2 separate regions of the Homo sapiens genome follow, and region 2 is linked to region 1. Evidence: chromatin loops called from intact Hi-C (ENCODE). Cell type or tissue: heart left ventricle. All regions are shown on one strand. Each heading gives the region's core, and the rest is flanking DNA. Links, peaks and the distances in the headings are about the cores only.

Evidence for each region. Hi-C counts contacts between places; a loop is a spot of excess contacts. Peaks named below come from ENCODE experiments on the same cell type or tissue, not always from the same donor. Only the 100,000 strongest peaks of a DNase experiment are listed, where the experiment ranks them.
Region 2: a loop joins it to region 1, with 7 times the contacts of the local background. A loop is called at or near these places in 82 of 110 quality-filtered maps.

Annotation. Positions count from the first base shown.
Region 1 is chr9:128,354,703-128,366,634 of GRCh38, reverse strand. It overlaps SLC27A4 (solute carrier family 27 member 4), which reads right to left. Exons shown (of 13, transcript NM_005094.4): 10 at 11,445-11,582; 11 at 11,073-11,237; 12 at 10,839-10,985; 13 at 5,165-6,301. The coding sequence ends at 6,144. Among named protein-coding and RNA genes, the nearest start is that of URM1, 11 kb to the left of the region's middle. RefSeq lists a silencer at 1,403-1,472 and enhancers at 814-1,705, 1,706-2,596. In heart left ventricle, for the core only: a CTCF peak has its summit at 4,325; DNase peaks (open chromatin) are centred at 1,399, 4,334 and 4,534; H3K4me3 peaks cover 1,839 bases; H3K27ac peaks cover 2,061 bases.
Region 2 is chr9:128,405,685-128,417,616 of GRCh38, reverse strand. No RefSeq gene overlaps it. Among named protein-coding and RNA genes, the nearest start is that of CERCAM, 9.2 kb to the left of the region's middle. RefSeq lists an enhancer at 5,656-6,275. In heart left ventricle, for the core only: CTCF peaks have their summits at 5,025 and 7,513; a DNase peak (open chromatin) is centred at 5,020; H3K27me3 peaks cover 4,619 bases.

The DNA.
Region 1 (11,932 bases), core at 1-8,000:
CTGTAATCCCAGCACTTTGGGAGGCTGAGGCGGGCGGATCACGAGGTCAGGAGATCGAGACCATCCTGGCTAACACGGTGAAACCCCGTCTCTACTAAAAATACAAAAAAAAATTAGCCGGGTGTGATGGCGGGCACCTGTAGTCCCAGCTACTCGGGAGGCTGAGGCAGGAGAATGGCGTGAATCCAGGAGGCGGAGCTTGCAGTGAGCCGAGATCGCGTCACTGCACTCCAGCCTGGGTGACAGAGCGAGACTCCGTCTCAAAAACAAAACAAAACAAAAAAACAACAACAAAACAAACCACCACCACGAAAAAAAAAAAAAAACCTGTCGGTAGGCCAGGTATGGTGGCTCACGCTGTAATCCCAGCACTTTGGGAGGCAGAGGTGGGTGGATTACTTGAGGTCAGGAGTTTGAGACCAGCCTGGACATGGCGAAACCCCATCTCTACTAAAAACACAAAATTAGCCAGGTGTGGTGGAGCACACCTGTAATCCCAGCTACTTGGGAGGCTGGGGCAGGAGAATCGCTTGAACCCAGGAAGGGGAGGTTGCAGTGAGCCGAGATTTCGCCACTGCACTCCAGCCTGGGCGACAGAGCCAGGCTCCAACTCAAAACAAAACAAACCCCAAAACCTGTGGGTCTCCTTGCCCTCCTGGGGCTGATGTTCAAGGAGACCACATAGAGGGAACCACAGAAGACAGAGCAATCCATGGTATGGAGGGAGAACACGGGGCCTGTGGGAACCAGAGGAGGTCCCCAACTTAGTCCTGGGGTCCGGGAAGGCTTCCCACAGGAAGTCACATGGAAGCCCAAGTCTAAAGGAGGTGTTGGGAGTCTATGCACGGGGCCAGAGACACTCCCTCCCTACTGGAATCTCCCAGGCAGGTGGTCCTCCAGCTTCTCCTGGCACAGCCCAGAGATTGGTGAGCTCTTTGGGTAAACCAGCCCACTCTGTGGATGCCCAGCTATCACTGATAAAGTCCTTCCTTCTAACCCAAGCCTACCCCACTCCATCCTTTAGTTAGTAACAATATTAGCTTAACACCCATAATCTTTCAAATAGTATTTATTGCACGCCCACTTTGCACCTGCCAGGTGCATTACATGCACCCCCTAATTTACTCCTCACAGGGACTCTTTGTGATCCCTTTTTCAGATGAGAGCACCGAGACTCCGAATGGGTGGCTTGCCTGAGCCCCCGTAAGGCCTCAGCCCCAGGCTTTTGTGTCCTCGGGATCCCTGCCCCTTATGCACTGACCTCACTGCCTCCCCTTGGACTAGCCTCACCCAAATGCTTTCCCTTTGGGTCCACACAGAACAGGGGCTTGGGCCCCATTCCCTGTTCCCTCCAGCAGGCCGGCCAGCCCGGGCGTAGGCCTCCGTCCTCTCTGAAGCTCGCAGGGAGACAATGGCAGGGTCGGCTGGGGAGGCGAGGGCGCGGGTGCCCCCCTGCCTGCTGTCCTTTGTCTTCCCGCCTGCTCCCCTCGCGCGCCCCGGGAGGCTGGGAGGCGCCTCTCGCAGGCTTCCTCCTCCCATTCTTGTGCTAATTGGGTGTCAAGCTGAGATCAGTGAGAAAGAAATCCGCCCCGGCTCGGGTTAAACTGCCGCCAAAGACGAGGGCTGAGCCCAGAATATCATTAGGCCGGGAGGAAGCAGGGCCCCCTCCTCGGGGGGAGGGGCCGGCTACGCATTTCAAGCCCCTTTGAAAGTCACTCGGTCACCCCCTCCTTTGCTGCCGCAGCCTCAATGGGCCCCTCGGAGGTATTTAACCTTCTTCCCAGGAACTGAAAGTGATACACCATGCAGTGGCCTGGACAGCCACTTGCCTGTCCCGAGGGCAGCTGGACCTCCGGGAGCGCACGAGGCTGGCCCCTTCCAGCCTCTCCTGGAGGAACAGTTTGCAGATGGGAACACTGAGGTTCAGGGAAGGGGACTTTCCTCCCAGTTCTGCCATTCACAAGCTCTGTGGTATTTGGGAGAGACTTTGCCTCTCTGAGCCTCAGATTCCTCATCTGTGAAATGGGGATAAAAATGTACCTGCTTTGGGCTGGGCGCGGTGGCTCACGCCTGTAATCCCAGCACTTTGGGAGGCCGAGGCGGGTGGATCACTTGAGGTCAGGAGTTCGAGGCCAGACTGACCAGCATGGTGAAACCCCATCTCTACTAAAAATACAAAATTAGCCTGGCGTGGTGGCAGGTGCCTGTAATCCCAGCTACTTGGGAGTCTGAGGCAGGAGAATGGTTTGAACCCGGGAGGTGCAGATTGCAGTGAGCCGAGATTGGGCTACTGCACTCCAGCCTGGGCAACAAGAGCAAAACTCCATCTCAAAAAAAAAAAAAAAAAAATAGTACCTGCTTTGAATAGGAGGATTTTAAAAAAACAAGGTACGTGCTTTGAATAGAAGGATTTAATGAAATCATGCACATAAAGCGCTTTGCACAGGGCCTGACACATAGAAGTGCGCCGTACATTGTGGACATTAATGGCAGCCTAAGGAAGTGGGTTTGACTTGATACTCGGACCTCCAAATGGAGCTTGCTCCTCTCTGGAGGCGTAAAAATAGAAGAGCCCACAAAGGATTCTAACAACTCTAACCCCTCTCCCCAACCCTGCAGCTTCGCTGCCTGCCCTTATTTATTTGAGACAGTCTCACTCTGTTGCCCAGGCTGGAGTGCAGTGACATGAGCGCTCAGCCCACTGCAACCTCCGCCTCCCAGGTTTCAAGCGATTCTCCTGCCTCAGCCTCCCGAGTAGCTGGGGTTACAGGTGCCCACCACCACGCCAGGCTAATTTTTGTTTTTAATATAGAGATGGGGTTTCATCATGTTGACCAGGCTGGTCCCGAACCCCTGACCTCAAGTGATCTGCCTGCCTGGGCCTCCCAAAGTGCTGGGATATAGGCGTGAGCCACTGCGCCTGGCCTGTCTGCCCTTTTAACCTGCCCTGGACTTCCAGCCCTCTACATGTGGTTGCTTCCTCCATCTGGAACAATCTTCCTTGAAAGCCCTCCCTGACCAAGATACACCCAGCCTATGTGCTGGATTAGGTGCAGCTAAGCACACAGCCTTTGCTTCTTTACTCACCATCCCCCTCTCTGGAGATGGTGGCTCCCTGAGGGCAGATCTGGGACCCAGGTCTCTATCTTGCTCATCTGGCAGTTCCCTGCCCTCCCTGCACAGGGTAGGCCTTTAGAATTTGCTCCATAGGGCCGGGTGCGGCGGCTCACACCTGTAATCCCAGCACTTTGGGAGGCCGAGGCGGGCGGATCACCTGAGGTCGGGAGTTGGAGACCAGCCTGACCATGGAGACACCCCGTCTCTAATAAAAATACAAAATTAGCCAAGCGTGGTGGTGCATGCCTGTAATCCCAGCTACTCGGGAGGCTGAGGCAGGAGAATCGTTTCAAACCGGGAGGCAGAGGTTGCGGTGAGCCAAGATCATGCCACTGCACTCCAGCCTGGGCAACAAGAATGAAACTCCGTCTCAAAAATAATAATAATAATAATTTGCTCCATAGATGAACTTACAGGGTGCTCTGTAAACTGTGGGGCACTATATAAATGTCAGGAAATGCCTGAGAAACAGTAGCTATTTTTGTCAGTTAACCTCACAAGCATGTATTAAGCACCTGCTGCATGCACGGAGATGACTCACACAGCCATGGTTGAGGTATGATCAGATGCAGACCCGAGAGGTGAAGGGGTCACAGGCCCACCAGTCCCTGTCCATCATGGAGGGGCTGCAGTGGGGCCTAGTACAGAAGTGGGAAACTTAGCCTAGTCTAAGTGAGGTTTTAACATCTAAATATATCTCCTTTTTCTCTTTTAACTACCATGCACTGAGTGGACACCAGCACCAGGCCTAGTGCTGAGATTTTCGTGCATGATCTCATTGAATTTTCACAACTATCCCAAGATAGGGATTCCTTGACCTTCATTTACAGGAGAGGAAACTGAGGCTTAGCCTGGCAAGTGGTAGAGCTGGGATTTGGATGCAGGCCTGTCCGACTCCAGAGCCAGAGCTCTTCACCACCACTGCATATTGCCTTCGGGTGACTGTGTTCAACCTGGAGGAAGGAATGCCCCGCTCTGAGAGCTCCTTCTTCCCACTGTGGAGAACTCACTACTGAGGGTTAAAGACACAAAGCCGCACTGCCAACCAAATCCAGGTCCTTGGAAACCCGACCAAAGGCCCTCGGAGGCCTGTCACAGGGTCCTCTAAGTTGGGAACCTGCTCGCGGCTGAGGTGGGAATCAGCCTCTCCATGCTTCCCTCGGCTAAGGGCCAGGAGTGGATTCTCCAAGCTCCACACGCCCTCTGCTGATCACACTCAGGCACGGCAGCTATACCTGCCACATGACTCCACTCAGCACCGCTCCGCAAGGCCCCCACTCCAGTTCTGCCTCTGCATCCCAAATTCTCCCAAGACAGGCACTGGATTCCTCTGTCTTTCCAAGTGCACTCCCCCAGGAGGCACCCCAGCTTTCAGCCTGGCTACCCTCCGCCTGCACTGTCAGCTGCTGGCCCGGGGCGTGGCCAAGGCGGCCCTGCAGGCATGCGTGGAATGGAGGCTTTCTGGCTTCCCCCGCCTTCTGCACCAGGAGGCAGGGTGGTGTGGCAGGAAGGGCACGGGCTCCATTCCAGCCCTCTCTACTTGCTGTGAGATGTTGGCCATGTAACTGAAAACCTCCAAGTTCTGGTTCCTTCCTTAGAAAGCCCATAGTGGAGATAAAGGCCCAGGGGCTTGCACTGCCCACCGCCCTGGGCTGTGCTGGAACCCCTTCCCATTGGGCAGTGAGTTTCCAGCGTGGGTGTGACTCCTCCATCGGGGCCTAGGAGACAGCTGGCTCTCCACCGGCACTGCTGGTGGGACAGCTGTGTTGACTGTTCCAGGAAGCTTCCCTGGCCTCTGTCCGGGCTGCCAGGCAGCCTTGCTTTGGCTCTCACTGCAGCCCCCACCCCTGCAAATCTTTCCCGCCCCTAAACAACTGGGAAAATGCACCTCAGGCGGAGTCAGGGTCCTGCCCGAGGTGACGGTTTCCCCTCAAGCTCCTTACTCGTGATAGCACTTTTAGCTTCTGAATCCTCTTAACTGATGAATCCCATTTCACAGATGAAACTGAGTCATTTCCCCAAGGCCACACACTTAGAGTGACAGAGCTGGTTTGGACTTTCAAGCCCACACTGTTAAACACCTTGCCAGATTCACATGGGCACTGCCCCCGGCTGAACCAGCACATTGGAGGCAGGGGCTGCGGCATCTTACCTGCTACACCCTCAGCTTAGATAAGTGAATGAACAGATGAGGCGGGTCAATGGGCCAGGGGGTTGGCGTGGGGGATCAAGCGGCCACAGTGGGGCTGTGGGGTTCTGGGGTCAGGGTGGGCTTGGGTGGTTTGCACACAGGCTAGGAGGACTCAAGGCAGAGTTTATTGGCCCCTGAGCCCCCTCTCCCATTCCTCCTCCCCTCATAGCCAGGCCAAGACTGAGATGGAGGTGACACAGACCCACAAGGACTGAGAGGCCCTGCCTGAGGGATAATCAGGCAGCCACCCAGGGAGGAGGATGGGGGAGTGGGGAGAGGCCAGGGGCGTGGTCCTGACCTCCTGCTGTAGATGGGGCATCAGGGGCCACCTACAGATGTCAGGTCCTCTCCTCCCCTCCTGGAGGTGGGGGTGGAGCCCAGTGAACTTGGGCAGCTCTGGGGCTACGATTCTCTTTGGCCACCAGATGGATGCTACCACTGTCCCTGCCCACTCTGTTGACTTCCTGAGTCTGGGGACTTCTGCTCTGGTTCCATTTATAAGCTCCCTGCTCTCTGGGAAGGGCTCGGTGACCCCTTGTCCTCTCCCTACCCTCACCCAAGACATCATCCTGAGAAAACCCGTCAGTCTCAGCCTGGGAACCAGAGGGCCTGCCCAGCCCAGAAGACGGAACTTGGACATGAGACTTTCACAGAAAGCCTCTGGAAGGGTTGGGAAGGCAATGAGTCACTTGGCAGTTTTGGATGGAGGGGCAGCACCTCAGGATGGAGGTGCCAGGCCCTGCTTGCTTTGGTCTGGCCTTGTCCAGGACCGCTCTGGGGCGGAACCTGGGGCTCCGGATCCAGCATCCGCCGGCCCTCAGAGGGATGGGGGGAATCACAGCTTCTCCTCGCCTGCCTGGATGCGGCTGTAGGCCTCTTGGTCCAGCGGGACGTAGCGGCCCTTCTGGGCATCTAGATAGAACAGCGGGTCTTTCACAATAGCCGGGTCAAAGCCCTCCTTCCGTAGCTCTGTCTTCTGGAACTTGTAGGTTCCTGGGAGAGCAGGGAAGAAGACTCAGTGCAGGGCAGGGGCCCGAGCTCCCAGCTTCCCAACCACCAGTACTGAGGAAGGCAGGGAGCAGGGCTGGAGGACAAACAGGGGAGGGAAGTGGGGGAGGAGGCACAGCCCTTTACAGTTTGCAAAGAATGGTCATACAGCAGCTGTGGCAAAGTTGGGGCATGGGGACAGCTGCTAGTTACCCACCCACCCCTACTTTGCAGATGGGAAAACAGGCCTGGAGAAGGGAGGCTATTTGCCTAGTGTCACATGCTGAGTGACAGCAGAGTGGGGACCAGAACGGAGGTCTTCTGACTGTGATGTCTCCCTTTGAGTACCTACCAGGTAACAGTGTGAGCTTATTTCATCTGTACATCAGCCCCATAAGGCAGGTGCTCAACCGTATTCTCTGGATTCTAACACGGACGTGCTTGCAGATTTTAACATCTCTGAACTAGTATAATTAGCAGCACATATTTTCTTACTCGTACATAAAAAATTCATGGTATTTTTTTCTTTTTTATTGAGACAGGGTCTCACTCTATCACCCAGGCTGGAGTGAAGTGATGCCATCTCAACTCACTGCAACCTCCACCTGCCGACCTCAAGTGATCCTCCTACCTCAGCCTCCCAAGTAGCCAGGACTATAGGTGTGCACCACTGTGCCTGGCTAAGTTTTGTAATTCTTTCTTTCTTTCTTTATTGGAGACGGAGTCCTGCACTGTCACCGGGGCTGGAATGCAGTGGCACGATCTTGGCTCACTGCAACCTCGGCCTCCCGGGTTCAGGCGATTCTCCTGCCTCAGCCTCCCAAGTAGCTGGGATTACAGGCACCCACCACCACGCCCAGCTAATTTTTTGTATTTTTAGTAGAGACGGGGTTTCACCATGTTGGTCAGGCTGGTCTCGAACTCCTGATCTCAGATGATCCACCCTCCTCGACCTCCCAAAGTGCTGGGATTACAGGCGTGGGCCACTGCGCCTGGCCAAGTTTTGTATTTCTTGTAGAGATGGGGTTTCGCCATGTTGCCCACCCAGATCTTGAACTCCTGGGCTCAAGCGAGCTACCTGCCTCAGCCTCCCAAAGTGCTAGGATTACAAACATGAGCTGCCACGCCTGGCCGCATCTTTCAATCAATGGTATTAATCCTGTACAGATGAGAAGACTGATGCTCAGGGTGGTAGAACTGGGATTGGAACCTGGATGAGACAGACTACCAAAAATGGCTGCAGATTCCTCCCCTCCCTGTACACACACACCTCTGCTATGTGGCTTTGGCACTTCTCCTGGCAAGAGCTCGACTTTTTCAATCTCCATTGGCCTCAATCTGGACTGGCTTTACAACTTGCTTTAACCAACAGAAGGTGGCAAAAGCAATGTTGTAGGAGTTCTGGGTGAGTCTAGGCCTCGGGGGACCTTGCATCTTCCACCTCTACCTGCTTGGGGGTGCCCTGGGGCTAGTCTAGCCTTCCAAAGGGTGAGAGGCCACGTGGAGCAGAGATGAGCCATCCCAGGTGAGGGCCCAGACCGGCGCCGTCCAATATGACCTCATGTGGCTATTTACATTTAAATTATTAAACAAGGCCAGGCATGGTGGCTCACGCCTGTAATCCCGGCACTTTGGGAGGCCAGGGTGGGCGGATCACCTGAGGTCAGGAGTTCGAGACCAGCCTGGCCAACATGGCAAAACCCCATGTCTAATAAAAAAAATACAAAAATTAGCCAGGTGTGGTGGCACGTGCCTGTAATCCCAGCTACTGGGGACGCTGAGACAGGAGAATCACTTGAACCCAGGAGGCAAAGGTTGCAGTGAGCTGAGATTGCACCACTGCACTCCGGCCTGGGCGATAGAGCAAGACTCCATCTCAAATAAATAAATAAATTTAAGTTAATTAAACAAAATTTAATCCCAAAGTGTTGGGATTACAGGCGTGAGCCACGGCGTCCAGCCAGCAGCCACCTTTCAAGTGCTCAGTAGCTCTGCCAGGCTAGTGGCTACTGTGTTGGACAGCAGAAACCTAGAACATTTCCATCGCTGCAGAAAGTTCTGTTGGACAGTGCTGCAGAGGTAAGCAGCCGAGAGCCAGACACGTGGGTGAGGCCATCTAACTGCCTCTTGCCCCAGCTAAGTTACTAAGTGATGACCCCAAAGCAAGGTCAATAGAAGAACTGCTCAGCTGCACTTAACCCCTAAATTGCTTACCCACAGAATTATGCATCAATAAACTGGTTGTTTCGAGCCATTTTGGGGCAAGTAAGTTTGGGGGTGGTTTGTTCTGCAGCAAAGCCCATCTGAAATACAAGGTCTGAGAGCCTCCCTGCCTTTCCTGGACAGAAGTATGGTGCTGCTCAATCCTCCGGAAGCTCATGGTCTTGGCCATTAGCCTGGCCACAGTGTCTCCAACCTTCAGAACCACACTGAAGTCCTAAACCCTCCCCGATGCTTTAGGCACTCCAGGTACCCACTCTCTGGCAGAAGCCACATTGGCTAGGGAGTGCCCACCATCAAGGCAGGACTGATATGACGACAACGTGGGAGGTGGCCAGGGAAATGTGCTCCAAAGGGTGAGCAGCCAGGGAGGGCCCAGAAGAGGCACCAAGGGCTGAGGAAAGCAGGGGCAGGTATGGGCATGAGCCTCAGCATTTCCTGCCCACCAGGGAACTCTTGAGAGCCACCAATGGGCCAACAGATAGAAAGATGGTGCTGCCTTGTGGGCGACTGCGGGCCCGCTGCCCACCTCCCACCTGGACAACTGCAACAGCCCCTCCCTCGTCTCCCAGCTCCCTCAGGGCTGCCTGCAATCCTCTCCCACTCCGTACACAGCAGCCAGAGAGCTTTGTAGAGCATGAGTCTGACCAGGTTCCCACCTGCTAAGATGCTTTTTTTTTGAGACAGAGTCTCACTCTGTCGCCCAGGCTGGAGTGTAGTGGCATGATCTCAGCTCACTGCAACCTGTGGCTCCTGGGTCTCCTGGGTTCAAGCAATTCTCCTGTCTCAGCCTCCCGAGTCGCTGGATTACAGGTATGTACCACCACGCCCGGCTAATTTTTTTTTTTTTTTTTTTTTGAGACAGAGTCTCACTCTGTCTCCCAGGCTGGAGTGCAGTGGCACGGTCTCGGTTTACTGCAACCTCCACCTCCCAGGTTCAAGTGCTTCTCATGCCTCAGCCTCCCAAGTAGCTGGGATTACAGGCGCCCACCACCATGCCTGGCTAATTTTTTTTTTTTTTTTTTTGAGACGGAGTCTCACTCTGTAGCCCAAGCTGGAGTGCAGTGGCGTGATCTCAGCTTACTACAACCTCCACCTCCGGGGCTCAAGCGATCCTCCTGCTGCAGCCTCCCAAGTAGCTGGGACTACAGGCGCCCACCACCATACCTGGCTAATTTTTTTGTATTTTTGGTAGAGACGGGGTTTCATCATGTTGCCCTGGATGGTCTCAAACTCCTGAGCTCAGGCAATCCATCTGCCTTGGCCTCCCAAAGTGCTGAGATTACAGGTGTGAGCCACCATGCTCAGCCTAATTTTTTTATTTTTATGTTTGTATTTTTAGTGGAGATGGCATTTCACCATGTTGGCCAGGCTGGTCTCGAACTCCTGACCTCAAATGATCCGCCCACCTTGGCCTCCTAAGTGCTGGGATTACAGGCGTGAGCCACCACGCCCAGCCAGCTAATTTTTATATGTTTAGTGGAGACGGGGTTTTGCCATGTTGGGCAGGCTGGTCTCGAACTCCTGACCTCAAGTGATCTGCCCGCCTTGGCCTCCCACCCAAAGTGCCGGGATTACAGGCATGAGCCACTGCGCCCGGCCTTGCTGAGATGCTTCTGTGGCTCCCTACTGCCCCCGGGACAGTCCCGACTCTTACCCTGGCCTGCAAGGCCCTGGGCTTCTGGCCCCTGCTGGTTTCTCTCCCACTTCATGCCACTGCCTGCCCCTCTCACTTGGCTCCAGCCTTGGGGGCCCCCTTTCGTTCCTCCAGCACCCAAGCTCCTTCCTGCTTCGGGGGCTTTACAGTGTCTATTCCTGCAGCCTAGAGTGCCTCCCACCGCCATAAAGTCCTTCCTTTCATTCAGGTCTCAGCTGAACCATCCCCTCCTCAGAGGAGCCTTCTAGTCATCCCAAGCGTCCCACCTTTTTGCTTTCCTATCAGCTTGCTCTGTGGTTCATTTTTCTTTTTATCTGTTTAACTCTAATCTCATGACAGATTATGTGGTCGATTCTTTACCTTTGGAATGCCTTGTCCTAGGCCAGCCTCTCTCCTGCTCTAAAACTCCAAGAAGGCAAAACATCCAGAGCTCACCAGCCGTATCCCGAGGCTTAGCGCTGTGCCTGGCACCTAATATGTGTTCTACTAAGGAACAATGTGTGTCTTCTCTGCCAGCCCCGTCTGCTCACCTCTACACAGGCAGGTCACTTTACCAACTGCCCGGCCAGGCTGTGTGCAGAGGTCAAGTAACAGCCAACCGGGTCTCTCCAGAAGGAAACGGGAAGGGACCTGGGATCCGAGAGCTGGAGCAGGGGAGGGACACACCTGTTTTGTGCAGCTCAGGCAGGAGGCGCAGGAAGATGGGGCGCGCATACAGGGGCAGTTCCTTCTCCAAGACCTGAGCAAAGCGCTCCAGGTCACAGTTGCCAGTGGGGCTGGCCACAGCAGCCATTCCGGCCCGGCCCTCGGTTCCTGGGGGTGGCAGGGTAGACACTGAGTAGCTGGTGGTGCCCCTGGGTGGTGCCTCCCTACCCACACCTCGCGCCTGCCTGCACATACCTGGCACCTCGACACCATACACGGCCACGTCAGCCATGTCCAGCAGGCGGCTGAGTGTGCCTTCCACCTCGGTGGTGGACACGTTCTCACCTTTCCAGCGGAACGTGTCCCCAGTGCGGTCTCGGAAGTACAGGTAGCCCAGCTCGTCCATCACCAGCACATCACCTAGGGAGGGGCCGGATGAGGCAGGGCTGGGCCTGGCCAGCTCTGAGACCAGGGCTCAAGCCAGGGAGGCTTTGCTGGAGCCCAAGGATTTGTTTGACCACAAGGGCCAGGACTGGGGGAGTCCTGGGAAGGTGTCCTCTGGAGGTGGGAGAAGGTCCCCTCCTCCCCCAACCCTCAGGAAGGGGCTGTGAAGGGCTGGGGACCCACCAGTAAGGTAGGCCTGGTCCCCCTTCTTGAAGACATCCTTGGCAATCTTCTTGTTGTTGGCGCCCTGGTTGAGGTAGCCATCGAAGCGGCGCAGGGGGTCTTTCTGGATGATGCGGCCCACCAGCTGGCCCGGCTCACCTGGGGTGGGGAAGGCAGGGTCAGATCTGCCCTAGGCAGCCTCTCCCACCCGTCCTGTCACCAGGTGTACCCTGCGTCTTTTTTTTTTTTTTTTTTTTTGAGACGGAGTTTTGCTCTTGTTGCCCAGGCTGGAGTGCAGCAGTGCAATCTTGGCTTACTGCAACCTCTACCTCCTGGGTTCAAGCAATTCTCCTGCCTTAGCCTCCTGAGTAGCTGAGATTACAGGCACACGCCAACAGGCCCAGCTAATTTTTTTTTTTTATTTTTTAGTAAAGATGGGTTTCATCCTGTTTGCCAGGCTGGTCTCGAACTCCTGACCTCAGGTGATCCACCCGCCTCGGCCTCCCAAA
Region 2 (11,932 bases), core at 1,365-9,364, 50 kb before region 1:
CAATAGCCATCTTGTTTTGGGGCAGGTTGGGGCAACTGCAAACTCAGGGTCTCTACCCTCACTTGGGCTCTCACCCAGCCCAAGAATCCTGTTTCCCTGTGTCCCCTGCCCACTCCCCTCAGGGCATTTCAAATGCTTCTAGTCATTGAGGCACGGTGGCTCATGCCTGTAATCCCAGGACTTCGGGAGGCTGAGGTGGGCAGATCACTTGAGGCCAGGAGTTCGAGACCAGCCTAGGAAACACAGTGAAACCCTGTCTCTATTAAAAATACAAAAAAAGGCCGGGGCAGTGGCTCACACCTGTAATCCCAGCACTTTGGGAGGCTGAGGCAAGTGGATCACCTGAGGTCGGCAGCTCAAGACCAGCCTGACCAACATGAAGAAACCCCGTCTGTACTAAAAACACAAAATTAGCTGGGCATGGTGGCGTGTGTCTGTAATCCCAGCTACTCAGGAGGCTGAGGCAGGAGAATCACTTGAACCCAGGGGGGCAGAGGTTGCAGTGAGCCGAGATCGCGCCATTGCATTCCAGCCTGGGCAACAAAGGCGAAACTCCGTCTCAAAAAAAAAAAAATAGTAATAATACAAAAAAAAATTAGCCAGGTGTGGTGGCACATGCCTGTAGCCCCAGCCACTTGGGATTCTGAGGCAGAAGAATCACTTGAACCTAGGAGGTGGGAGTTGCAGTGACCTGAGATCACGCCACTGCACTACAGCCTGGGTGACAGAGTGAGATTCTGTCTCAACAAAACAAAACAAAACAAAACAAAACAAAGCCTCCAGTCTTCTCAAGCCCCCATTCCACCGCCCCTCTCCCCCAGCAAAGATCTCTCTACTACTTTTTGGAGAAAATAGAAGCCATTACCTGGGAACTCTCATTTCTAGCCTCCAAACCTTCCACCTCTGCCCTCAGCCAGCCTCAGGAGGCACACCCCTCCTCAACAGAACGGCCCCTGTGAAACCGCCTTTGCAAATTTGTAACTCAGGAAATTATGACAGCGGAACAAATCAGACCTAACTGATTCTGTCTTGCTTCTAACCCTTAAGCTGTCCTTGTTCACTCCTGGGCGTAGGCTGAACTAACTTTGGGAAGGAATTCAGTTCATGGTTTGACTCTGAAACAAAATTTATAACAGCCCTTTCCCAAAAAGACCCTTCTTCTTGCCTGGGGTCCAGTCTGCCTTTGCAGGACTGGCAAAGTAGCTATAAGATTAGAAATTACAATTTAGGGGTCATGCAGCCTTTGGGTCCTCCCCAAATTGCTCCTGGGGTAACATCACTATTGTAAAACCTAAAGTCAGTGCTTGAGATATTCTGCAGACCCTGCACCCGATGGATCAGCTGACACCAGCCAGACCAGTAATCTGGCCCAACCAGTTCTACCATCGCACCCAGGAACAGAAGACATTAAGAATACCTAACTTCCACCTCCTATGATTCCATCTCCAATCTGACCAATCAGCATTTTCCACTTTCCAAGCCCCTACCTGCCAAATTATATTTAAGAACTCTGATCCCCACATGACTGGGGAGAACCGATTTAAGTAATAATAAAACTCCGGTCTCCCGCACAGCCGGCTCTGTGTGAATTACTCTTTCTCCTTTGTAATTCCCCTGTCTTTTTTTTTTTTTTTTTTTTTTTTGAGACGGAGTCTCGCTCTGTCACCCAGGCTGGAGTGCAGTGGCGTGATCTCGGCTCACTGCAAGCTCCGCCTCCCGGGTTCACACCATTCTCCTGCCTCAGCCTCATGAGTAGCTGGGACTACAGGCGCCCGCCACTACGCCCGGCTAACTTTTTGTATTATTAGTAGAGACGGGGTTTCACCGTCGTCTCGATCTCCTGACCTCGTGATCCGCCCGCCTCGGCCTCCCAAAGTGCTGGGATTACAGGCGTGAGCCACCGCGCCCAGCCTCCCCTGTCTTGATAAATCGGTTCTGTCTAGGCAGCAAGCAAGGTGAACCCATTGGGTGGTTACACCTGGTCCCCTCTCCCTTCCTGGATCCCCATCCTCCCTCTCTTCTAGGCCCTTCCTTCCACATATCAAAGGACTTGGATCTCCCACAACCAAAGATAAGAAAGCACCAAGGCACCCCTGTGGCCTCTAGCTGTGGCCATAACTCCTCCAAGCCTCTTGAATGGTGAATGTGAACCTTGTTCCCTGTCTCTTCACTTCCTTCCATTCTCTGCTTGACACACATCAAGGTGGATCCTGCAGAGACCAGAGTCCTCCAACCACTCCCCCGAGTGGACACTTCCTCCTCATACCTGTATCCAGGCTGGAGTGCAGTAGCATGATCATTGCTCACTGCAGCCTCGAACTCCTGGACTCAAGCCATCCTCCCGTCTCAGCCTCCTGAGTAGTTGGGACTACAGGTGCATACCTAATATTTATTTATTTACTTACTTTGTATAGACGGGGATCTCACTATGCTGCCCAGGCTGGTCTTGAACTCCTAGACTTAAGTGATCCTCCCACCTTGGCCTCCCAAAGTGCTGGGATTACGGGTGTGAGCTACTGAGTCCGGCCAGCACGCCTTTCTAAAATGCCTGACAATAACTCCCTTCAGAGCTGCCACCGCTGAGCACAGAGCTCAACCCCTCAAGGGGCAACAAGGCCCTTCATGGCCTGCCTGCATCTTCTCCACCTCCTCTGGTCTGCAAGCCCTCCCCCTGACCCGACCTTATGCTCCAGCCAAATTGCACAATTTACAGTTTCCAGAATACTCCATGCTTTTGGACCTTCCCACATCCTTTTCTATTTTTTCCCTTGGTCCCGCTGCCTGGATTGGTCTTTCCCTTCCTGGGCAGCTTCTATACTGTGGGTCCTATAGTCTCAGCCAAAACTTCCTCTCTCTGCAAAGATTTCCCTGATGCCATGTCTGGGAGACATATCCCTACAGGTCATTCTGTATGATCCCATTCATTCAGCAACTATTTCCCGAGCACATGCTATGTGCAGGTGGAACGCTAGGGGCTGGGAATACAGAGGTGCACAAAACAGAAGCAGTCTCTGCTCCTAGGCTCCTTACATTTTGGTGAGAAGAAACAGGAAACAAGCAAAACAATCAATGAAGAGATCATTTCAAGGAATGGTAAATGCCATGAACAAATTGAAACACATGATCAAGAACTGAGAGTAGGCTGAAGGCAGTGGCTCACACCTGTAATCCCAGCACTTTGGGAAGCCAAGCCAGGCATATTGCTTGAGCTCAGGAGTTCGAGACCAGCCTGGCCAACATGGTGAAACCCTGCCTCTACAAAAAGTACAAAAATCAGCCGAGCATGGTGGTGCACACCTGTAGTCCCAGCTACTCAGGAGGTTGAGGTGGGAGAATCACTTGAGCCCGGCAAGCGGAGGTTGCAGTGAGCTGAGATTGCACCACTGCACTCCAGCCGGGGCAACAGAGCAGACACTGGCTCAAAAATAATAAATAAATAAAAAGAGAGAGAGAGAACTGAGAGTAGTTGGGAGTCGAGCAACATTCAGACAGAGGGTTCAGGGAAGACATTTTGGAACAAAAGGAAGAGTTAATCAAGGGGAGATCTGAGGGAAGAGTGTTCCAGATGCAGGAACAGGTAGAGCAAAGGCCCGGGGTGGGAACACGAAAGGCGGCCAGTGTGATTGGAGCAAAGTGAGCAAGAGGATATGGTAAGACGTGAGGTTAAATAGGTAGGAACGGCCAGGTCACCCAGTGCCTTGAAACTATGGCAGGGTTTTGGTTTTGGTTTTGTGTTTGAGAAGGAGTCTCGCTCTGTCACCCGGGCTGGAGTGCAATGGTGCGATCTCGGCTCACTGCAACCTCTGCCTCCTGGGTTCAAGCGATTCTCCTGCCTCAGCCTCCCGAGCAGCTGGGATTACAGGCAACTGCCACCACGCCCGACTAACTTTTGTATTTTTAGTAGAGACGGGCTTTTGCCAATGTTGACCACCCTGGTCTCAAATTCCTGACCTCAGGTGATCCGCCCACCTCAGCCTCCCAAAGTGCTGGGATTACAGGCATGAGCCACTGCGCCCAGCCATATGGCAGGGTTTTGGATTTTCTTTTTTTCTTTTCTCTTCTTTTCTTTTTTTTTTTTTTGAGATGTAGTCCCACTCTGTCACTCAGGCTGGAGTGCAACGGCATGGTCTTGGCTCACTGCAACCTCCGCCTCCCAGGTTCAAGGGATTCTCCTGCCTCAGCCTCCCGAGTAGTTGGGATTACAGGCGCTCGCCACCATGCCCGGCTAATTTTTGTATTTTTACTAGAGACAGGGTTTCACCATCTTGGCCAGGCTGGTCTTGAACTTCTGACCTCGTGATCCACCCACCTCGGCCTCCCAAAGTGCAGGGATTACAGACATGTAATCCCTACTAAAAATACAAAAATTAGCTGGACATGATGGCACGTGCCTCTAATCCCAGCTACCTGGGAGGCTGAGGCAGGAGAATTTCTTGGACTGGGAACCAGCAGGCGGAGGTTGCAGTGAGCCAAGATCGCACCACTGCACTCCAGCCTGGGCTACAGAGCAAGACTCCATCAAAAAAAAAAAAAAAAAAAAGCCCGGGTGCGGTGGCTCACGCCTGTAATTCCAGCACTTTGGGATGCTGGGGCGGGTGGATCACCTGAGGTTGGGACCAGCCTGGCCAACATGGAGAAACTCTGTCTCTACTAAAAAATACAAAATTAGCCGGGCGTGATGGCGGGTGTCTGTAATCCCAGCTACTCGGGAGGCTGAGGCAGGAGAATCGCTTGAACCTGGGAGACAGAGGTTGCTGTATGCCGAGATCTCGCCATTGCACTCCAGCCTGGGCAACAAGAGCAAAATTCCGTCTCAAAAAAAAAAAAAAAAAAAAAAGTGCTGTCCTGTGGAGCCTAAGACCTCATTAGCTGGGTCATGCCTGGAAAAAAATGATTGCTCGGACCCATCTGGCTGAGCACGATCCGGATCCTATGGGGTTGACACCTGGTGGGGCTGCCGGTTTCTGCCTGCAGCATCCTCACCCACTTCAGCCATTGTAGTTCTGACCAAATCCAGGTGATGGCGCCAGCGCCTCAGGCTTGACTCTGGCTTCCTGGAGTAGAGACCCTGCAAGAACCGTCCCCCTCCCCAGCGCCTTCGTCCCGCTGGGAGCCTCAGTTCCAAGGCCTGCCTGCCCCTGGCAAAGACTTTGTAGCATGGCTCCACCAGGGAGAGGGGAGCTGAGGCTGGCAGACTCAAACTGGGGGCCAACCCCTACTCCTAGATGTTAGGGAGGTGGGCTACAAGAGCCCCTTTGGGTCAAAGAGAAACTAGGGGTATCAGGCCACTGGGAGTTGGGGGTCAGGAACCCGGGTAGGCTGCTCTGGTCCAGTGGACTCTGGCCACACCCCCATTAACCCTCTGCGTACCCTGCCCCACCTCATTTGAGGTCCCAGGAGCTGCTTCCTTGCCAATGGGTAGGGGCAGCCTGGGGGTGCCCCAGGGCCCAGGTAGGGCCCCCGGATTGGGAGTCCTCATGGCCTGGCAGTCAAACAGGCTTGAAATGGGGACCCAAAGCAGAGAGGATGCTTGCATGCTCTTACCAGCTGCCAGCTTCACGTCTCCTGAGTTGGGGGATCTCTGGTCCCCTGTCCTGCTTTGTGGCCAAGGGAGCCCAGGATCCTGGCCAGAGGATGGGCCCGCACCCCACTCCTGGTTCTGGGTGCAGTTCGGCAGATGGGAATCCAGGAGCTCAGCTTGGACACCCTCCCCACCTCCGGCTCCAAGCCCGGTTCCAAGAGGACCCAGGGCTGAGCAGAGGCTTGTCCCCAATATCCTCCCCTGCCCCTCATCTTTCCTATTTGAGGGAAGACTGACACCCTCAAAGCCCAGCTGGAGGCATCTCTGCCCATTCTGCTTAGACTTAGCGCACCCTGGTCTCTGCTCGAGGAATCTGCCCTCAGCTCCCCCCATTCTGGGGGTCCACCCAACACCCACACACACTTCCACGGACCACCCTCTCTCTCCCTTTTGGCCATGCCCTCCTCTCCCAGGATCCCAGATGTGCAGCTGTCCTCCTCTGAGGCTCTGCCTCTGTTCTCAGGAGGCTGGGACCAGGCCAGCTGTTTTCTCTGGGCAGCCAGCTGTTTTGCCCATCAGGAAGCAGTCCTGGCTCCTCCGCTAAAATCGTTGCTGTGGCTGCAGCGTGGCAGCCCTGTTGAGCCAGGTCCTGGGAGCTGTTAACTCCTCTGGGCCCAGGCAGCCCCTTCCCTCTCTCAGCCCTGATACCTTCTGCTTCCCCCTGACCCACAGAACTAGCCCATCTCGGGACTTCTAGGGACCCCAAGAAGACCAAGTTTTGCTATCCCCACCCCCCTCAACAACTCCTAACCCCCGCCCCACTCCACAGAGCCTTGTCCTCAGGTGAACCCAGCAGGAGGCTCAAAGGGATAAATGTTAACCTTATTCAGAATAATAATCATAGCTATCATTAACCGTTTGCTGTGTACCAGGCATCTGCTAAGTGCTTTTTTTTGCGGTGGGCGATGGAGTCTCACTGTGTCGCCCAGGCTGGAGTGCAATGGCTCGATCTCAGCTCACTGCAGCCTCTGCCTCCTGGGTTCAAGCGATTCTCCTGCCTCAGCCTCCCAAGTATCTGGGATTACCCGCCACCATGCCCAGTTGATTTTTGTATTTTTAGTAGAGATGGGGTTTCACCATGTTGGTCAGGCTGGTCTCCAATTCCTGACCTCAGGTGATCCACCTGCCTTGGCCTCCCAAAGTGCTCAGATTACAGGCATGAGCCACCGTGCCCAGCCTGCTAAGTGCTTTAAATGTATTATATAACTTGATTTTCACGACAACCCTGTGAAGTCAGGAAATCTTTTTTTTTTAATTTTTTTTTGAGATGGATTCTTGCTCTGCCGCCTAGGCTAGAGTGCAGTGGTACTATCTTAACTCAGTGCAACCTCTACCTCCCTGGTTCAAGCAATTCTCCTGCCTCAGTTTCCCAAGTAGCTGGGATGACAGGCACGTGCCACCAGGCCCAGCTAATTTTTGTATTTTTAGTAGAGATGAGGTTTCACCATGTTGACCAGGCTGGTTTTGAACTCCTGACCTCAAGTGATCTGCCCGCCTTGGCCTCCCAAAATGCTGGGATTATAGGTGTGAGCCACCATGCCTGGCCAGTTGGGAATATTTTTATTTTACAGAAGAGGAAACCTTGAAACTGAGGCACGGAGAATCTAAATAAATCACTTGCCAAGCTCATCCAGAGTTGGGGTTTGGGGTTTGAAACCAAGTCTGCCTGTCTCACTCTGGCCAGCCCTGGTGACTCTGGAACTGCTGTTGGTGTTACTGTTTAAGTTCCCTGGAGCTTTTTGCCCCAGGCTTTCTCTCCCTGTCCTCAGTCGCCCCACCTGTGGAATGGGGACACTCTATGCATGGAGTAAACACCACCAGTTCTGAGTCTGGAGCTGTGTCAGGTTCTGTGCTCGATTCTTTCCAAGTATTTATTAGCGAATTACTCCTCCTGGTGGCTACGGTCGGCCTGGGCTAGAATCCCAGCTCTGCTGCCTCCAGACTGCCTGGCTTTGGGCAAGTGACTGGACCTCTCAAGAGTCTAGCAGTCTCCAAAGCTGCAAAATGGAGACAGGAAAAACGCCTCTGCATCTTTGATTTTGTTATGGAAAGGATGAGATGACGCAGATGAAGTGATTAGCCCAGGACCTGACCCAGAGGTAGTGGGTGGGAAATGCTGCCTGTTACTCTTCTATTTAACCACAATGGTCAAGGGCAGGATCCAAGTGGCCCATGCACCACCGCGTGCCCCCATGCTCAGCTCAGAGCTGGTACGTAGGAGGGCTCCATCATTACCTGTGAATGAACCTGGTCCGTGGTCCCCACATGGGGAAAGCAGGCTGGGAGAGGGCCACACCTGTCCAAGATCACACAGTTACCGGGTGGAGCTGGATTCAGCCCCGTCCGTGAGTCTGCCAAGGTCCCCTGCTCTGACTCCTGTACCCCTAGGGCCTTCTCTCTCGAGGCCAGAACCTGGAGTAGGGAGGGGACAGGGGAACAGGGACAATCTCAGGGCTAAGACAACCCAGAAGGTGACTTGGCTGTGGCTGGGTGGGATCTCAGGGTCTGGGAACGACCCCTCAGGATGCAGTGACCCGTGCTCTCCCTTTTTGTCCTCTCCCCCCTGCCCACCATGGGTCAGTTCCCTGGTCCCAGCCTAGACATCTGGAACTGGGGCAGACAAAGGGCTGCGGGAAGGGACAATAACCTTCTGTCCATTTTCAGATGTCGGGCCGCGCCTGGCCAGGGCTGGGGGCCGGAGCCCCGGCGAGGCGGTGCCAGGCCCCCCGCGGGCAGCGGACAATGTTGGCAGTGATGGAGAGGAGGCATTTCAAAGCGTTTTGTTCCCGCTGACCCCCTCCCCCCAACATCTCGCCCCAGCTCGGGGCGAGGCCCCATCCCCACCCCCAGCCACCCAGGCCTCTGCTCTGGGCGGCTTGGGGACCAGCCACATTCTTGACCTCAGGGGAAAAGTTTAGACTCTTTGCGCCCTGGGCAACAATAACAGTGTCACAGAACTGATTTAGGAGCAGCACTTACCATCACAAAGCAGCAGACAAAGAGCCGGGCTGAGAACGCGCCGGGCCGCTGCGACTACTCCACCAACCGCGGCTCACTTCTCTCCAGGCTCTGCCAGGCAGGACTGGGTGCCAGGCCCCACACCCTAGGCACACCAGGGGAGGACTTGAGGTGGGCAGTCATCAAGAAGAGACAGGGGAAACCAACCGGGAATGTGGAGGACTGAGAGCTAGTTCCTGCTCCACCACCAATTTGCTACGTGACCCTGAGCAAGTCCTTCCCCACTGTGGGCCTCAGTTTCCCTATCTGTAGTAAGAAGGCTAAACTATAAGGCCAAAAGCACGAGGCTCTGATCTTGCAGGTAGAAGAGTTTCAATGAGGATGATGACAGTGGTGATGGTGGTGCTGCCAAGCCCCCCTCCTCCAACTCCTTTACCCCTAGGGCCTTCTTTCTTGAGGCCAGAACCCGGACTAGGGAGGGGACAGGGGAACAGGGACAATCCCATGGCTAAGTAAGACAACCCAGAAGGTGACTTGGCTGTGGCTGGGTGGGATCTCAGGGTCTGGGAACGACCCCTCAGGATGCAGTGAGAAGTATTTGCCACTTGGTCCTGTGCACTTCAGAGGTGCCAGGCACTGTGCTCACTAAGCCCTTTCAGACCTTCATACCCTTTTATCATGTAAACTTTTTCAGACTCACAAAGCAGATGTATAATTAGCTCCACTTTACACTTGATAAGCTAAGGCTCAGAGAAGTTCAGTCATTTGTCCAACGCCACACAGCCTGGAGGTTGTGGAGCCAATACTCAAGGCGGAGCCGCTTCCTTCCTGAAATTATACTCCAGTGGGAAGGAGAGAGGAACAACGAGGCAGCTGGACATGGTGAGTTCTGGCTGGGAGGGTCTTCCCTCCCTGCCAGAAGGCTATGAATAAAGAAATGTCTGCTTATCCCCAGGGGAAATTCCATCCTTGGAGCAGGTGCCTTTATTTATTTATTTATTTATTTATTTATTTATTTATTTTTTGAGACAGAATCTCGCTCTGTCACCCAGGCTGGAGTGCAGTGGCGCGAACTTGGCTCACTGCAACCTCCACCTCCCGGGTTCAAGCGATTCTCCTGCCTCAGCCTCCCGAGTAGCTGGGACTACAGGCACCCGCCACTACGCCTGGCTAATTTTTGTATTTTTAGTAGAGATGGAGTTTCACCATATTGGCCAGGCTGGTCTCTCAACTCCTGACCTTGTGATCAGCCCTCCTTGGCCTCCCAAAGTGCTGGGATTACAGGCGTGAACCACTGTGCCCAGCTGCAGTTGCCTTTAAAAACGAGGTTGGACAAGCACTTTGGGAGGCTCCCGCCTGTAATCCCAGCACTTTGGGAGGCTGAGGCAGGTGGATCACTTAAGCCCAGGAGCTCAAGACCAGCCTGGGCAACATGGCAAAACTCCATCTCTACAAAAAATACAAAAATCAGCCAAGCATGGTGGCCATTCACTCCAGCCTGGGCGACAGGGTGAGACTGTGTCTCAAAAAATAAAAATAAAGTTTATTTAAAAAAAAGCTTGATTGATTTTTATCTGTGAACAGAGGTGGGCCTGGGTAGACATCCAGATGCAGGGGATTGAATGCAATGACCTCCAGCGGAGGCCTCCTAGGAATCAGAGGCACTATGGAAGAACGTTTAAGGGATTGGGCTCTGCAGCCAAGCTATGGGCTTGAATCCCAGCTCTTTTTCTCGCAGTGTGTCCACAGATGAGTCACTTCAATGCTCCGTGTCTCAGTTTTCCAATCTGTAAAACTGACTCCACACTGCAGGAATGTGGTGACCACCATTCAGCAAGGTACGTGGACGACCTCAGAACAGAGCCTGACCCAGTGAGGAATGCCTGTTTCTACTCGGCAGGGTCCCCCCAGCCAGGTCCCACCTCAAAGCAGGAACCACTGGGGTGCTGTGGTATGCAGTCAGCTGTTGACCTTGCTTTTTGGGAAGTGGTTGGGCTTTAAAGACAACATGAGGGACTATGGTTAGACACCAAGAACAAAGACGCCATTCTCTGGGGGATGTAAGGCAAAAGCCAACCACGGCTTCCCAGGGATAGTCAGAGGAGATTGTGGCGCTCTGAGGCCCAGGCAGGGGCTGCTCCTGCTACTAGGCTGGGCCCTGGGCATGGTGCCTGGAGAGACAACAGAAAGGAAAGGCCTGGAGGTGCTAGGCAGAGTCGGCTCCCTCCACCCCTCAGCCTCTTAAATTCAGGGGGAAACTGCATGTGGAGAGGGAAAGAGAGAGGTGGTCAAAGATGGCTTCCATAACACAAACAGCCTGCGGTGTGATGAGGGGGCCTGGTGGGTTTGAGTACCAGCAGTTTGCTGTGTCACCCGGGATGAACTGCTAACTCTCTCTGAGCTCATTCCAAAGGTCTTTTAGAATCCAAAGTGTTAAAAGGAAACCATTACAGCAGCCTCTGTGATTTCACAAATCTAATCAGAAAGTTGGCTAGGCTGGGTGCGGTAGCTCAGGCCTGTAATCACAGCATTTAGGGAGGCTGAGGTGGGAGGATTGCTTGAGCCCAGGAGTTCAAGACCAGCCTGGGCAACATAGTGAGACCTTATCTTTTTTTTTTTTTTTTTAATATAAAGATATATTCCATGCAAGAGAGACCTCATCTTTTAAAACAGAAATTTAAAAATCATACAAATAAAAATAAAACACAAAAACCTGGCTGGGAATCCAGGAGTCCTATACCCTAGACTCCAGCCCCTCCTACCTCCTCACATTCCCAGCCCTCTCCTCCAGCTTCTCTAACCATCCCTTCAGCTCCCCTCACCAAACCATCAGTGACACACGAGTCCCAGACAGAGGGTGAGACAGTCACAACAGAAAAGGCCACAGAACCATGAGGACTCACGGAGATTGTGGGGGTCTTGGGGAGCCCCGACATGGACAACCTCTCCCTCCCTCACTGCCTGGCTGTGGGGCCAGAGGAGCACTCACCCGGGCAGAGCCTCTTGGGGGTACTCCTCAGCCCAGGAGGTGGATGGCACTGCTGGGGCGTCTCTGGCATAAGGTGACTCCCACCCAGCTCCTGCTGCTGAGAAGGACTGGTCAGGCGGGGCCCTCAGGTGCCAGACCGCCCTTCCCGGGCACAGATTTTCCTGGCATCTGCTGGGCAGGAAGGGCACTGGCTGGGGGTTGGGCAGAGGAGCAGGGAAAGATTTGAGCAAAGACGTCTCCCAGAGGGCTTCCCCCTAAACCTTCACCCCACTCTCCTTCTGGACACTGTAGGCCAAAGGTCCAGGAAGACAGGGAGCCTCAGGAGTGGGGAGAGGTCTGATCAAGGAGGCTGAGAGGAGCCCAGGCCCCTGCCCCCCGACCGCTCCCATCCACTGCCAGCAGGG